Linked DNA regions of Mus musculus: region 1 is linked to region 2. A link is a loop called in an ENCODE intact Hi-C map of the cell type or tissue named here. Cell type or tissue: left cerebral cortex. All regions are shown on one strand. Each heading gives the region's core, and the rest is flanking DNA. Links, peaks and the distances in the headings are about the cores only.

Region 1 (8,328 bases), core at 138-8,137, 100 kb after region 2:
GTATTGCTGCTTCTCTTCTGTCCCATTGGAAGCCAACAGGTTTTATTGGCATGAACACCCTTAAGGGAGGGGGGTTGAGTCAAACGACTCACATAGTAATTCACCAATAGGATTTAAATTATGCCTCTTTATTTTATCCTGTGTGAGTATGTTGGTGTTAGTCAGGAAATCATAGATGATATGTTATATTTTTATATGGTTAAGTAACTGTTTTGACTTTGATAGAAGAGGCACCAGAGTTATGACACTTGTTATTTGTGACCCAGTACCATTTATTCAGATGGAAGAGTATGTCACAGGAGCGGTTGCACTGATCAGGCTCCTACCTCAGGTTGCGAGCTGCCTGTTGCTAGAGATGCTCACAACTGTCTTCTGACATAACTACCAACAATTGGCCAAGCTGAATCCTCACTGCTTTAATTAAGTGCCATTGAATGCAAGAGATGCTTTGGGATAAAAATGATCCTCTGGGAACTTGAACAGACTTCATTTCCTAGCTGATCGTGGGGATTGCCCATGCATGCCAGCCTATGGATGCTTACAGAGGCATCTGGAGCAGGAGCGTAAAAAGCTTCTGTACTCACACAAACTTCTAGTCCTTTTTTTTTTTTAATTTAAAAAGATATATTTATTCACATATAATATTCTGGGGGCAGGGCACGTCACACAATAAAGTCAACAAACAACTTGTTAGAGTTAGTTTTCTACTTTCTGTTACCATTTGGGTCCCTGGGATTGAACACGGGTGGTCAGACTTGGTGGCAAGCCCCTTTACCCACGGAACCGTTTCACTGGCCAGGGCAGCTTCAGTCCTTATTTCCCTATGGAATCCTTTTCCCATAGCACAGGAGTGACGCCGCTGAACCTACCCAACCATCTGATGCATGTGGGCCAGAGTGGTTCACTGCTCTGTTGGTATGGCTTAGGAGCAAAAGATCGTTTTTCGTATTTTCAAATTACTTTAGAAAAATCTAAAACAAAATATTTTGTAACACATGGAAAGTATACAAAATTCAAATTTCATTGCCCTCAAAATTTAATTGTCATAAAAGCCATGCAAGTTCATTTATATTGCAGCTGTGGCTACTTTTGTAACACAGTACAGTAAGGATACAAGGAGCATCCATAGAGTCCCAAACTCTCACCAGCCTAAAAACAGTTACTGTCTGGTCCCATGGTAAAAAAGTTTGCCACCCTCCCTTGAAACTGGTGAAATTCTTCCCAAAGAATTTTCTAAGCTGCCCACTGCACAAGGTAATAGATAGGATGTAATATTTTTGCAGTCTCTGAACAATGCACCTATATTGCTTCCGTAAGCTCAATTGAGTCTTAAGTAGAGACTAGGAAGCGATAGAAGCTGGGCTGAGTGGCCCCAGGCTGCTAGCAAGTTCTCTGTTGTTTGTTCTTTTAGCAGGTTCAGCCTAGGGGCTGGACACAGTCTGCTTCTGAGATCATCATAGCAAAGTCACCCCTTGCACTTTCTCTCATGGCTACCCTCCTGCAGTCTGCTACCCAAGGCCCTTCATCCCCGACATCCACAGATCCACAGCACTGTCCTTCCCTCTCACTGAATCCTTGTGTGAGGACCATCCTGATTCAGGTCTGTCTATAAGGCGGGGTCTCAGCCCACCCTGGCTGCTGGCCTGTAAACTGGTACTCAGTGTACCCAGCTCCCCAGTGTGCCCCGTAAAAAAGCCCAGCTGCTAATTTTACTAGCTGGCAGGATGGCTCCTCTGGCCTTCCCAGAGCAGATGGGAAAAGGAAGGACAGACTTAGAAATCAGACAGCTCTGGAGAAAGAAAGATCCTTCTGGCCCAAGAGTTTCATGCTGAACACCACAGTGTCCCCAAACATTGTTCATGGTATGGTAACTCCTATGCCTTTGGATGTCCAAGAGAATGGGGCCTGGATAGGGGTAGTACCTACTTTTGCTTTTATCTCAACCATTTGCCTGACCACCTCTCTGGAACTAGTTCCCATATATTTATTGGTATATTATAATGGAATGTCCCTTCCCGCCCTGTTTAACCTCTGTTGGGCTGCAAGCTAGGAGTTCTGTCCTTCAAGAAGGGTCTGACTGGGACCTCTTTTCAGCAGCTTGAATCACTGGCTAGGTCATCAGAACATACCAGGAGGTGAGATGGAACACTCTGTAACAACAAATATTCTGTATTCCTGGCAAGGAGCTGCTGCGGTATGGTCCTTGGAATACAGAGGGCCTCTGTGTGTGTTGTGGCTGAAGCTGCAGCCAGGCTACCATCCCTGTCTAACCTCTCCTCGGGGCTTTCATTCTGGGCCAATAGCTTCATCTTCTGAAGCCACAATTTCTTCATCTTGCTGGTGGGGAGAATGCCAGACTCTGGGTCTTCCTGTTGTGGTGATAAGTTCTTGAATGCATGCCAGAAAACTGCCTCTTGTGTGGCTAGTGCTCAATAAACATTGGCTCCCATGGTTTGTGTTACCTGTCAGCCCAGGCACAATGTTATAGTGGCTGTCACGGAGAGCCATGAAGGCAGGGAGGGGAGGGGAGAGGGTAAAACAAAATTTTTTTCCACAGAGAGAGAGAGAGAGAGAGAGAGAGAGAGAGAGAGGGAGAGAGAGAGAGAGAGAGAGAGAGAGAGAGAGAGAGAGAGAGAGAGAGAGAGAGAGAGATACAGAGAGACAGAGAGACAGAGAGAGAGAGAGTTCTCTAAACACTGAGCAAGGCTGCTGGGCAGTTCTGGGTATAGCTAGCCATCCCTCATGTGGGTCTAGTGTGGGTCTAGTCAGTCAGTGTTTGTCCTGTGCACACCCTTCATTCAGGTCCATCCAGGGTCTGGTCTTCCTGAGACTGGACTGGCTCGTGCCAGCCTGACTCATCGTTGTCAAGCTGGCCAGGAAATTCTCACTTCATATCTAGCCTCCCTGAGCTGTGCAAGGGCCAGAGGTGGGGTTGTACTCAGCTCCCTGGAGCTGTCCTTGTGGGCATGTGTGTCACAGGAAAACCTTTACCAGGATAACAGATAAGTCTCAAGGAAAGAGGGTCAAATGCATTCAGTATGGTCTCCATGCCCAGTTTTCCCTCGAGACAGAGTGAGCCTGACAGAGTATGTGGCTGATTTCAGTGGGCATGTCAACAGCACCATATGTGAAGTGTGTGTAACAGCCATTTTGGTGGCCACAGACCCATTGAAAAGACATGGAAAGGTGTGGCACTTTGCAGAAGATATGGGTGAACATAGTATGTACATGAATGTGTAAAAGTATGCATGTGAGGCATGTCCTCTGGACAACTATTGGAAATGAGCCCCCATTACAGGCACCAGATACCTCTTGTTTCTTACAGAAACTCTGCACAGGACAACAGATGCAAACTGAAAAAAACGGGATGCTTGGATGCTGTGGGGAGTCCCTCGAGCAGACCTGGGACCTCAGCATTTCTAATTCTAGTCTCACATCCTGCGAGTCCCTGCTGCTGGATCCCAAGGGGTGCATAAATATGTTTATATGACTAACATATAAGCGGCCTTCTGCCTTACTGCCCTCCTGCCTCTTTTCCTTCCTTCCAGACCAGTAAGAGTTGGTGCCCCCTGGAGGCTTAGAATGGAATAGGCGGTTCGGAGCTTTTCAGTCAGGGCATGCAGTGATTCTCCTCCTTGCTTCTCGAGCCCTCAGAGGTTTAGATGTGGCTACTTGTGAGGAAAAAAAAAAAATCTCTTAGTGGGCTGTGACTGCCTTTAGAACCTCCATTCCAGCTGCGAGAAAGTTTAGTAGAGAGACTCAAAAATAGAGACGACGGTGGCGATGAAGTCGCTCACACTAGGGACCACATGCAAGCTGATGCTTCCGAGTTTAGTTTGCGAGGCTATGTTTAGGAGGAGGCAGACGGACTCGTGCCTGTGGGCCCTAAACACTCCAATCTGGAGGACTAGGAGCCCCATTTAGAGAGTCAGGTTCCAGAAAAAGGCATCTTCCAGAAAAGACAATTTTAGGGAAATGATACCACCCAGAAGCTACCATTTGGCCTCAGAATGTTTTTTATTATAAGAATTGTTCTTTCAAGTTTGGGTAGAGAGAGAAAGAAGGCTTGGCAGTTGTTTCTTGCCTGTCTGTCTTGAGGAATCAGAACACTCATAAACTTAATTAAATGCACCCAAGCCTCTTACGCAGCAGGGCTCTGTTTTGCCCATCTAGTTAATTTCAGTTAATGAAATTAGCCATGTGCTGATATGGACAGCCCGGGAAGATGAAGCCAGCAATCTCTGGGTGGTAGCTTGGGTCACAGTGTGTAAAACTGCGGGGACATGGGTTTTCATTTAACCTGGGACTTCCAAGGATCCTTCCATCTATGTGCCTCCGCCCTAGGCAAGCATACCACTGGGCCTTTCTTGTTTAGAAGAGATGGTTAATCCAGACAGTAAATGGACTAGTCACACCGGCTCTTCCACAGGCATAGAAGTCCAGGATCCAGTAGACGAGCTGAGAGGTTCAAGAAACTCTCTTCTTGCCCATTGTGTCAGCCCTCTCTTTTCCTGTTTAATGTCCCCCACCCCACATATTTTGTGACTATGGCTAGAGCAACTTTCCTAAGGAAAGTAGAGGATAGCTCACCAGGAAGGAGAAAAAAAAAAAACCAACCAAACAAACAAACAAAAAAAAAAACAATCGCCATAGTTGTCTGCACTTACAACAATAATGCCATGAAACAGAGGCCAGGTCACAGAAAGAGGGTATTTCAAAGGACAACAGTTGCCTGGTTTCTGGCTGTCCTCAAACCCTGCTAGATCTGTTGGCCTGTGAACTTTGTTTTGTTTGAGATGGTGTCTCCCTCTCAGGGGCCCAGAGTTCATCAAGTAGTCTAGAACTGATGACTAAGGAGCCCAGAGATCTGTCTGTCTCTGCATGGAGTTTGGAAGACCCCAGAGAGCCATCTTGACCATCCTCCGAGCTTCTGGAGAAAGGTCTGGGTGTGATGGATTTATTGAAGAGTCTATGCTGAACTGGTTTTACGGACTGGACACGCAGAGAACGATCTATCTGGGTTTCTGTCCCTGCCTAGAGGACAACCCCTGGCAAAAGGAAAGCTGACGCTTTAAGTAGCTGTTAGGGAAGCTACCATGATTTTATGATCTGGGTAACTTAGTTTCTTAGCCACCTCAGAGTTTTCCAGAAGGTTTAGATTGCCGATCTGCAGAGGCAGATCGCTTGGTCAAGCGCTTGCCTCATAACGACAGTGACCCCAATGTAAGCTCTGGGACCAACATAGAAAAGCCATGTGCCATGGTACATACTTAATAATCCCTGCTCTGGGCGGCTCCATCCTAAACAAAACAAGAAACAAAGTGTGCCTGAGAGATGACACTTGAGCCTGTCCTCTAGCCTCCACAAAAGCATATTTCCCTGCTTGCTCCAGTGTGTGTGTGTGTGTGTGTGTGTGTGTGTGTGTGTGTGCGCGCCCCCCTCCCCCCTCCCTCCCCGGAACTCCAGGCCCAGTTTGAGATCAATCCACACAGGTACAAAACTCTCCTGTTAAAAGAACTAATGGTGAACATAAAGCCACGTCCTAATCCCGCCTCTGCAGTAACCTTCTTGAGTGACCTTGAGCAAGTCAGGACCTCAGAGTCTCCATGGGTAAAATGATAAGTGTCAGGTGTTTTAGAGCAGTCTGTTCCTTCTCAGGCTCCCCAGGCTCTGGGCTCCAGCATCCCCCTACTTACTTACAGCCAGAAAGGCTCATGGGAACTCGCCTTCCTTAGACATGGAAGGCACTTGACCCTGTGCTCAGCGCTGGGAGAGCTGCACGCTCGTCTTTTTCTTGGCTGTTGGTCCCATTGGGAGGATGTAGGTAGATCTGGGAAGTCTCTTCCTGGCCTTCCATGAAGGTTAGTGAATGGTCTCAAGTCTTCTTCTCATGGCTTACAGGCCTGGGGGGGGGGGGGCGTCACTGCTTTTCACTCACCTCCTTTGATCTTTTCCCTGTCTGAATCTCTTCCACATAGCCACAAACATACAAAGAAGGGGATCATCTCTCTAGAAGGGAGTGGCCATGGGGTTGACGGGGGCGGGGGGGGGGGGAGGATGCCACAGGAGAAGGACCTATACCTTCCAAGGAGTTGGTTTCTTTATAGATGTTTCAGCCTTGGAGCCTGCATTAGATATTATTTATTTAATATTTATTTATTTATTTATTTATTTATTTATTTATTTATTTATTGCTATAATAAAATCCCTAGAAAGAAGTGACTTAAAGGTTTCAGAAACCAGAATTTGTCTACTGTAGCAGGAAAAGCCTAGGGAAGTCGGTGGCTCCTCACAGCTGTGGCAGCCAGTGCATGAGGCTGGCTGTTCCCAGCTCAAATGGATGGAGAAACAGAGAGTGTGGGCCAGAAGGGGCTAGGTTATAACCCATAAGGCTAAGCCCCACAAGGATCCACTTCTTCCCACGAGGCTTCAACTCCTGAAGTTCTACAACTTCCCAAAGCAGCATCCTAGATGAGGACCATGTATTCAAAACATGTGCTTGTGGGAATCTGTGCTAGATCCCCTTACTGAGCCATCTTCATGGAGTCAGCCTTCTCTAAGGGATGCTCACTATGACTCTGGGTGAAGTGTGACAGTCCCACTCACCTACAATGATTTGAAGGGATGTCCTTCCACCAGCCTTTGCTTTAGGAGACCCCAGATGACAGATGTCCCTCTCTACCACCTGGGTAGTTTTTGAAGGTCATTTTTTTTTTTCTGTTTCAGAGACAGGAACTTCTCTATCTTTGCATGTATGAATGTTTCATAAGTGGCATGTTTACTTAAAAGAATGACTGCCAGAGGCAGGAAGGAGTGAGGATCCGTTAATGTGGAGTAAGGTAGCAGACTCAGGGGGCTACCAAACAAAAAATGAAACCCTACGCAGGCTACCTCCCAAAGTTATGTGAGGGTACCCAACGCTGTGGGTGATCCATGACATTCAGATTGCAGTCGTTTCCCAAATGAAGCTTCGAGTTAACTTCCTAGATGAGCTGAAGAAAAACAACTGCCACACGCCCTCAGTGGACTATTTCAAGTGTTTCCAATTTAATTAACATGATCCTAAGCAAAGGATGTCCACATTCTTGGGAGGAAGGCTTGTCCTTCCCTGGTCCTCAGTGATGAAGCATTACTCTTTGTCAGTTCACCTTCTCAGGTTTTTCCCCCTGAGAGTTTGAGCACAGGAAGCCAGTTTCCATAGTCCCCTGGCCTGAAGGGAGCTGCACACTGAGGCTCATGGCTATACTATTGAATAGACCTTGTAGACAAAACTCAGCAAGACACTCAAAAATTTATAAAAGCTTCTTTTTCTTTCGCCCTGGACTAAGATGGAGAGATGAAGGTGGAACTGGAGTGGGGGGTGGGGGGTAAGAATTTATTTCTCTTTCATCTAGGTTTGTGTCTGCTACAGCCTCTGGTCCTAATAATTTCTGCTGTGGAATTTAATTTTCCCAGACTTGGATTCCTCCTCCTTTTGCCAAAGGTAGTATAGTCTGGAAATGTGAAGTGACAGGAGAAACAGCCCCCACTTCCTGCAAGATAATTTTGTGTACATTAAACAGACACATTAAGCCATTTAGAGGAGAGGTGTTTGTTCTCCGGAGTCTGGAGGAAATCTGAATTTCTAATTCTGGACTCTTTAATAATTTTCAAAAGAACTGAGGGTACTAATTAACTGTCTTTGAACTTCCTTAGGCTGTCATCTATGCCCTGATCTCAAAGTAGGGACTGAATTCTCTACCTCTATGAGATTCTTAGACTGGACACCAGCCTTGGGGGTGGAATTGAACAGACTTTGAGATGTAAACTAATATACAGAGGGGAAAAGACACAAGGTCACATTTGAACTCCCAGCTTTGAGTCAAGGCAAGAGGCTTTATGCTATATTTTTTCCACTCTATTGTGATTGCTAAGTCTTGGAAAGAAAGCCAAAAGAGAAGGAAACAAACAAACAAACACAGTAAAAATACAAAACAGCAGCAACAAGATGGGGTAGGACTTAGGACTTAGTTGAGGGTGTTTAGGACACAGACTGTTTTCTTGCTCTTGTATTTAAGGATTGAAAGAGATCTAATCCAGGGACTTTTCATTTCCTGGGTCCATTCAGGTGGTGCCTCTATAGAAAGCTTTGCCAAAGATCCACAGCTCTGTAATAAAGAGCTGCCAAGGCTCTGCCCTAAAGAATGTGACTCATGAGTAAGTTCTGCCATGAGAGAAGACTAGAAGGTGGCCTGGCCAGCATGGCTGTGTCTGCCTTAGCTATTTGAGACCATGTCACTTGCATTTCCTTAATGATTAAACTGAGGTTTGCCTGAAGTCATGCAGTTC
Region 2 (8,328 bases), core at 241-8,240:
CGGGCTGGGGTTCAGAGATCATTTGCTTTTTGATTGAGTTACTTGGTTCTGCTTGGAGCTGCACCTGTGATCCACAGGCTCTGGGTCTGGCTGCAGGGTTGGGAGATGGAACACTCCACCCTTCCTTGTGTGGTTCCCAGCTGGTGGGTGCTTAAGTGGATGCGTGGGCCCTGGAAGTAGGGTATGTACAGGAGGATCTGATGGTGCGGCTGCTGAGTGCTGGGATGGGGAGGAGCCAGTCTTGAGTAGGGGCCAGCATGAGGCGAGGCGAGCCCTGGGACTTGGGCCATGGCACCTACAGTGTGATTTGTGATGATTCCCCTTAGGTTTGTTTCCAACCTTCAAGTAAGTGGAGCCATGATTGCTGGCTGTCATCTTGGTTTAGAGCTGTATGTTTAGACTACAGCCAGGAAGACCTCCCTAAGGAGAAATAGAGGAGAAGGAAGTCTTCTGATCTTCCTAGGACCACTGACACCCTACTCTGCTTCACAGGGAACAAACTCAGGTTCTGCAAATAGATTGGTGTTCTTGGCACAGTTAGTTTTTTGTTTGTTTGTTTGTTTTTTAAATTCATCATTTCCATTTATGGACCAAAGTTTTTGGATACAATATCTGGGTTGTTCACTTTTCTAACAAAAATGATTGAAGATCTGCACAGATGGCCTGCATCCCTTCACGGCATCTTGACTAATAGGCACAACAGTTGCAAGTTACCCTTTGCCCCCATGCCTTTAAAAAACACTGTCTTTGGATTAGGGAAACAAATGTGGGCCTTCTGTATATTCTCACAAATGTCTCCTTAGCTCCAGAGTTCTGCTGACAGCCCAGATGGGAGCCAGCACTCTTTGGCCTCTATGCTGAAGAGTCCCAGTGAGTCCCTTCTGAGGTCAGAAAGAAGCAGATAGGGGCAGAGCTTCAGGCCGCGTCCCTGAACAACATAGAGAACATGTCTCCCATGTCTGTAACAATGGCTTCTACATGTGGGTGCATGGGATAAAGATCAGAGGTCAAGGACATCCAAAAGGCTAAGCACAGGGAATTGGAAGATGCAAAAGCAGTATAGAGGTGGTGCAGCTTTGCAGGGGCAGGTCTCCTTTGTTCCTAGCGCATGCTCCCCAGCTTCTCTTTTGCCTTGTTCTGCTCATTAAGCTGGTACCTAGTGTTTATTGGGAGGAATAGCAAAGGTCTGACACCTGTTAGCCCTGAGCATCTTAGATTACTTCCCTTCCCACATCCAGGATCTCACCTTGCCCAACCTACCTGAGGTTTTCTAAACTGCAGTGTTAGGAAAGGCAGAAAGCTTCAAGGGCCTGCCTTGGGCACCCACTTCCTTTCTAGCTGATCCAGGCCCTAAAGAGGATACCAAAGCCACACTCTTGGGGTGACCTGGTCTAATGTGACTCCACAAAAATCCTGTGGCAGAAGAGTGGGCAGCTTGGGTGGGTGGGCATGGAGAATGACTTTTGTTCCCTTGTTGGTACGTCCAGGATTGACTCTCTGTCTATTTCTTCCCCTGAGACTTGGCTAGTTCCAAAGGACAGAATAACATGCCTTGGGGTAGAGTGGGGGCTGCTGGACCTCAGACAGAAGCACTGTCTTTCCCTCTGAACCTCGCAGAGAGCCTGATGTACCAGGGTATACCGAGGGGAAGCCCCGTATTGCTCACTGATGTTATCAGGAGGCTTCTAGCCTGCGTGCCAGGCAGGTAAATTGATTTTTTTTTTCAGTCTGTGGAACATCTAAAGATAGGCAAACTGGTGTGTGCTGCTAGCATTGAGAATGACAGGCCATCTGTGAATCACAAGCCCGCCCACTGAGGTTGTGCAGGGCCCAGGCTGGTGGCAGGAAGGAAGCTCTGCTAGAAGTAGCCAGATGCAGGTGGGTGCCACTCAAGGATTGGGGTGGGGGTGGAGGGTGGGGAGAGGGAGTCAGCCTTGCTGGTGAATCTGGGATCCCCATTCTGGTTCCCAGGAGGATGCTCAGCGGCTCAACAGTACTGGAGCTACAGTAGTCAAGTGCTGTGTGTGCTGTGCAGCTTCCGTAGCTGGATAGAACAGGGTAGCCCCAGCAGGGGTGAAGCCTCCATGTGGCTCTCTTGCTGGTTCAAAGGCCTCACATAGCCAGCCTATGGCTGCTTGTTTTATTCCATGATGCCTTTCTGTCTTTGAACCATTTGGCTAGTTCTTAGGAGGACTTTATGTTTTTTCAGGGATTTCTCACTCCCCTGCGCCCCCCCCCCCCCATACAGGCAACACACACCAAGTTCCTTCTAGGCACTGGGCAAAGTACTAGATACAGCGCATGCCACAGAACATTAGGCAGCAGTGTGTGTGTGTGGGGGTGGCTTTTTGGTGGCAATGTCAGTTTCTATTAACCTCTGGAAAGACAGCCAGCAAGGTATGGAGTAATGGAAAATATTTCCTGACGGTGGGAAAGGCCTCTCTGAGGAAGAGATATCTGGAAAGGAAGCCAGCCCAGTAGAAATTGGAGGGAAGAATCTCTCAGTAGAACCAGTCTGTACAAAGGTCCTGAGGTAGGATGGAAAGCAGTTGCTCTTTTCACACTGCACAGACACATCTCTGAGTGAAGTGTGCAGCCCATGGTGCTATGCTAGGAGGTTTCCAGGGGCTGTTTTTATAGATCTTTGTAGGCAACAGTAAGGAGGTTGGCTGTCCATGTCAGTACTAGGAGCACTGTTGGAGGGTTTTAGCCATGCATGCAACCTCGTTAGAGCTTGTTAAATCTCAGTCTGTAGCCGTGAACCTGAAAAGCAGGCAGGACAGGCATGGAAGCAGAACTCCAAAGCAGAATACTGCCCGGTCCTGGGGGGAGGGAATAGAGGAACAGGGGCTCAGGATCAAACTGAAGCCATCTCAACCTGTATAGCAGCCCCACTGGAGGAAGAAACAGGTCCTCAAAGGACCAAGGACGTGCTCCAGATTGCACCTATCATCTTAGCTTAAGGACTTCCTTGTCTTTCTTGTCTTAGCGTGGGGTCTCAGGATGCTAGGTTGCCTTGATTGTCAGACAGGTGTTAGCAAGGAGCCATCCCTGGGAAGGATGACTGCTGTAACACGGTACCCAGGAGAGGGGCTAGAACAGCACAGTTACCTTCCTCTCTCTCTGGAGTCCCAGGTCAAGGTGTTGGTAGGACGGAAGCTGCATTCCTATGAGATCTGTTTCCTTGGCTCATAGGTAGCCTGGCCCTGCTCTCTCTGTGAAGTCACATGGCCTTCTGTTTGGCTCCTCGTCCCTTCCTCCTAGGACACCAGTCGTACTGGATGAGGATTTACTCTAGTGACCTCGCTTTGACTTGGTCTGTTCTTTACAAACACATTCAGTGTCTACCTCGAGAGTTAAAGATGTCTGCATATACAGTGTGGAGACCACACCCCCGGCGTGCCTCTCCTTATTGAGCCACCTCAGTGGGTGGCATGGGACTCACACATGCTGCTGTTGTCCTCTGAACACTCAGCACACTTGTTTAGTTTATCTCCAGGACAATGGTAGGCCAGTGCTAGCAGATCTTTGTGGGTGGCCATGTACAAGAGTGCCTTCTGAGGACCATACTGCCTTCTGAGGGCCAGCAGTATGAGGTGGCAGATGGGGTCGGCAAACACAACAGGTGTGGCATATGCTGGCCCCAGGCAGAGAGTGTGAGCAAGAGCCAACGCACTGTTTTCATTTAGCCATCGGCTTTAAAGCATGTCTCCTATAATCACACAGATGTTGAGCTGTTTATCAGGGGAGGTGGTAATAAACAAAGTTATTAAAAATAGCCAACACCATCAGTTATTTCTAGGTGCCAAGACTGTTCCTGAACATTCTGTGTCATATTTATCTTGATACCACAGAAATTCAGTGAGCAGGTGCCACCCTTATGAGTCCTATCTTAGTGACAGAGAAATGACAGGTTGGGAGGGGAAAAAAAATAACTCAACTCTGGTCCTTCAGCCAGGCTCTGGTAGAGCTGGGGTCTGCAAACATCAGAGTTCCTGTCCTCTAACTACTATGCAGTTTGTACTTTAAGCACCTGTCCCCCCAGCTGGGTTCCCAGTACTTACCTGGCACCTTACAACCACCTTTATCTCTAGTTCCAGGGATCTAACGCCATCTTCTGGCCTATGTGGGCACAACATGTATGTGGTGCACAAAAATATGTGCAGGTCAAATACTTGTATGTATTAAATAATAATAAAAAAATAAAGAATTTTTTCTAGAAAAGAATGGATGTTTCAAGTTCTTAATGAGACTTGATTTTTCTGTGTGATGCCACACAAGGCAGGCAGACTTTTCTTATGGTCTTGTGTTTCTCAAAATCTGCTCCATCGATCGACAACTTCTTCCTTCAGTGTGGATTTCTTAGAAAGGTATATTGTAAGGCCCCAGTCCAGCTACTAGAACAGATAGTGACCTGGGACCTGGGACCTGGGACCTGGGACCTGGGACCTGGGACCTGGGACCTGGGACTTGGGGTAACTGACTTTCCACGTAATTTACACCCTCTCTCTGGATTGACAGCCTTGCCGGGTTTTGACACCCCTGGTTCACAGTGACCTTGTTGTACTCCCTTGTGTTTGCATTTGTAAGTCTGAGGCTGGGTATCTATGGGGAACAAGAACCTGAGGCACAGGCAGGTTGAGGACAGAAGCTGTGTGGCTTCAAGCCTTCAAGTCAGCCCATGCACTCTTAGTAGCTGACAGGCCCAAAGGAGGGTTAATGTATAGTATATTTGGGAAACACAAGTTTTCCTTAGTGAAGAATACCTCCCTGTAATATGTAATCCATCCCCTCTCTGTGTGTAAACCAGAGGTCAGTATCATGTGTGTTTCTTAGTTGCTGGAGAGATGCTGAGTGATTAAGAACATTGGCTGCTCTCACAGAGGATCTGAATTCAGATCCCAGCCCCCACATGGCAGCTTACAACCCATCTGGAAGTCCAGCATCGGGAGAGATCTGACACCCTAGCTTCTCTGGACACTGGGTGTACACATAGTGAACATACATACATACATGCATACATATGGGTAAAACACTCATGCAAAATAAAAATATTAGAAATAAATAAAGCATGACATTAACTCTTATCTTTCTGATTGTAAAGCACACCCATGTTTCTTGCAGGACACCCAGAAAATAAGTGAAAAGGATTAGATGATTATTATCCAGAAGTCAGAATAATAACCAACGCCAGGAAGGCTGTATGCTGGAACCCTGGCTCACTGCTAGTGGAGTGATGGTAGCTGCTTATTATATTAGGCACTGAATTATCATCCGGTCCCAAAGTTTCACAGAAATAAAAACAGGGATGTAAACAGGAGTCAGGGGGAAGTGGGATTGTAACTGAGACTTTGGACGCCTTGGATTAGCCCGTGGGCATGTGGTTGGAGCATTCATTTTAAACTTCAATTGTTTATCTTGTGTGTGTGTGTGTGTGGATGTTTTATCTACATGTATATCTGTACACTACCTGCATGCCTGCTATTCATGGAGGCTAGAAGAGAGTGTCAGGTCCACTGGAGGTGGAGTTATAGCTGGTTGTGAGCCATCATGTGGATGCTAGGAATTGAACCCAGGTCTATTGAAAGAGTAGCCAGTGCTCTTAACCACTGATTCATCTTTCCAGCTCCAGTGGGCCTTTTTCTTCATTCCCCATATCCCTGTGGGCAGAGTCACTCATGGGCAGGCGCTCCTGGGTTATGTAAGAAAGCAGGCTGGGCAAACCGTTGAGCAGCAATCTTCCTTGGTTCTTGCCTCTCTCTGTCTCTGCAGGAGCTTGTGCCCTAACTGCCCTCTTTATGGATTTGGGGGATGGAGAGAGATGGCTCTTGGGAGCTTGCTGGCCCACCAGTCTAGCTGAAACTGGAGCCCCAGATTCAGTGCAAGGCCTGTGCTTACAGAATAAGGTGGGGATCAATAGGGGCTGAGATACCCTGCTGGGACTCTGGCCTTTGCATGTGTGTATGCACACATGACCCACATGTACATGTATGCATACCCCATGACACACAGAAATATAGAGGTGAGAGCACCAGGTACATAGCCAAGGTGATATGTACAGATGTTTTATGGTATTTTGTACCACCCTTTCCTTACAATTTCTTTCCATTTTGTTAGCAGAACCTTTGGGGTGTTTGTTTGTTTGTTTGTTTTTTGTTGTTTTATTTTGTTTTGTTCTGTTCTGTTTTGTTTTGTGTTTTGGAGACAGGGTCTGGCTGTATAGTCCAGGTTGGCTTTAAACCTGTGCTAATCCTCCTGCTTCAACCAGGATTCCATGCATGTACCACTGTGACTGACTTTGAAATAGCTTGTTTTCTTTCTCTTTCTTTCTTTCTTCCTTTCCTTCCTTCCTTCCTTCCTTCCTTCCTTCCTTCCTTCCTTCTTTCTCTCTCTCTCTCTCTCTCTCTCCCCCCTTCCGTCCCTCCCTCCCTCCCTCCCTCCCTCTCTCTCTCTCTCTCTCTCTCTCTCTCTCTCTTTCTTTCTTTCTTTCGGCATAAATGTAGCAACAATTCTTTTTTTTTTTAAAAAAATTGGTTATTTTACTTATTTACGTTTTAAATGTTACCCCCTTCCTGGTTTCTCCTCTGTGAACCCCCATCCCATCACCTCTCCCCTTTGCCTCTATGGGGGTGCTCCCTCACCCACAACACCCCATTCCTGCCTCAGCCCTCTAGCATCCCCTTCTTAACTGTCTCCCCATGATAGCTGGTTCTTTCAGTGATTTTTCAGTGTTCATTGTCCTAGGTTGGGTGGGTTGCAGTTAAGGTCTGTCTGTGCCTTGGATACAGTCCTAGGAAAGGAGTCCCCAGACCAAAGGAAGAATGCATTTTTAAGATTTCTTCATCACGTTGCCAAGTCGCTTTGCAGAAAGGCTGCACAGCTTACACAAAGCCTCCACCCAAAGTGGGAGAGAAAAAGCAGCCTTTTGGAAGGGCACTGTCTCCTTTCTTGAGGACTTTGGGGGTGGGGTGGGGCGGGTGGGGAGGATACTGAGAAGGAAAGGCCCATCCCCAGCCCTGAGAGCCGAGGTGCTGCTGCTGTGGCCTGAAGCATGTGAGTGAGTGCTTCTGTGCTGAGCTCGGACAAGGCTGATTAGCGTTCAGCCACTGGCCTCTCTGCCCACGGGAAAGAACAGCCAGTTCACAGGTAATCCCTTGATATCGAGCTCTGGTTCCAGTCTAGTGATTTTTATCTAGGCTGATTGCAAGTTCAGCCCTGGCTGGGCCAGGGCGATGCCCACTCAGCCCTCAGATCCCATTTCATGGCAAGCAGCAGGGCAGGCCCCTCTGTCTTTCTCCCGTATACCCTGAGATGCAACATTTCAAGGAATGAGAGCCTGGTTTCTCTGGCTCGTTCTCCAACTGGACAGGGCGAGAAACCAAGTGGAAAGCACCTTCATTTCCCATTGCTCTTCCTCCCAAGCATTTGCTCCCCCTTGCGTTTTCAAAAGCAGTTTGGTTGTGTGGAGTTGAGGTTTGCAACATGACTGTGTGAGATCTGTTGAAACATCTCTGGCAGCTTTCATAGTGACAAAGGCAACTTATATTTTTCATTAAAACAGAAACCTTTAATGTGTAAGATCTTTAAAAAATAAAAAAGAACACTGGACATAAGATCTTTTCAATGTGTCTACTCTGGTATCCTTTGACCTTTGACCTATACTTTATAATTTTCTTTCACCTCCTCCCTCCTCTGCTGGAAACCTTCATTTAATATTCACTGTGGATTCTAGTTCTCTGTCTGTCTCTGCCTCCGTCTCTCTCTCCCACCCTCCCTCTCTCCTACCCTCCCTCTCTCCTTCCCTTCCCCTCTCTCACCCTCTCCACTCTCTCTCTCATATCTATTTGTGTGTGTGACATCATATAATATTTTTTCTTGTCTTACTACACTTGGCATACTGTCCTTTGCATCCATCCATGTTGTTACAAAAGCCACTCACCCTCTGAAAAACAGCAGAAGCCCAGTTGGGAACATGCTTGCTGTACAAACATGAGTTTGAGCCCCAGAATTCATGTGAAAAGAGCTGGACACTGTGCCCATGCCTGTGACCACAGTGCAGAGTTAGAAGCAGGGGAGTTCTTGCTGCTTATTGACCAGCCTGGCCTACTTGGCGAGCCCTAGGGTAATGAGACCCTTTCTGACAAAAACAAAATGGGTAGTTCCTGGGGGCATGACACCTAAGATTGGCCTATGGTCCTAAAACATAGGTCTCTCCTGCTCCCTAACACACAGAGGATAGCAAAGAGGCCAGTGGGAAGAAGTGGGAGAGAGGAGGGAGAGGGAGGAGGGAAAGGAGTAGAGAGAAAAAGAAAACAATTTAGAAGTTAC

Evidence for each region. Hi-C counts contacts between places; a loop is a spot of excess contacts. Peaks named below come from ENCODE experiments on the same cell type or tissue, not always from the same donor. Only the 100,000 strongest peaks of a DNase experiment are listed, where the experiment ranks them.
Region 1: it touches region 2 in a loop (2.2-fold over the local background); 4 of 42 quality-filtered maps call a loop at or near these places.

Annotation. Positions count from the first base shown.
Region 1 is chr14:23,786,847-23,795,174 of GRCm38, reverse strand. All of the region lies in intron 2 of Kcnma1 (potassium large conductance calcium-activated channel, subfamily M, alpha member 1), which reads left to right. Among named protein-coding and RNA genes, the nearest start is that of Gm51422, 140 kb to the right of the region's middle. In left cerebral cortex, for the core only: a CTCF peak has its summit at 3,580 (motif pointing left); DNase peaks (open chromatin) are centred at 3,133, 3,625, 3,804 and 7,058; H3K27ac peaks cover 4,759 bases.
Region 2 is chr14:23,891,514-23,899,841 of GRCm38, reverse strand. The region is part of intron 1 of Kcnma1 (potassium large conductance calcium-activated channel, subfamily M, alpha member 1); the gene reads left to right. Among named protein-coding and RNA genes, the nearest start is that of Kcnma1, 110 kb to the left of the region's middle. In left cerebral cortex, for the core only: CTCF peaks have their summits at 4,111 (motif pointing left) and 7,442; a DNase peak (open chromatin) is centred at 1,821; H3K27ac peaks cover 3,394 bases.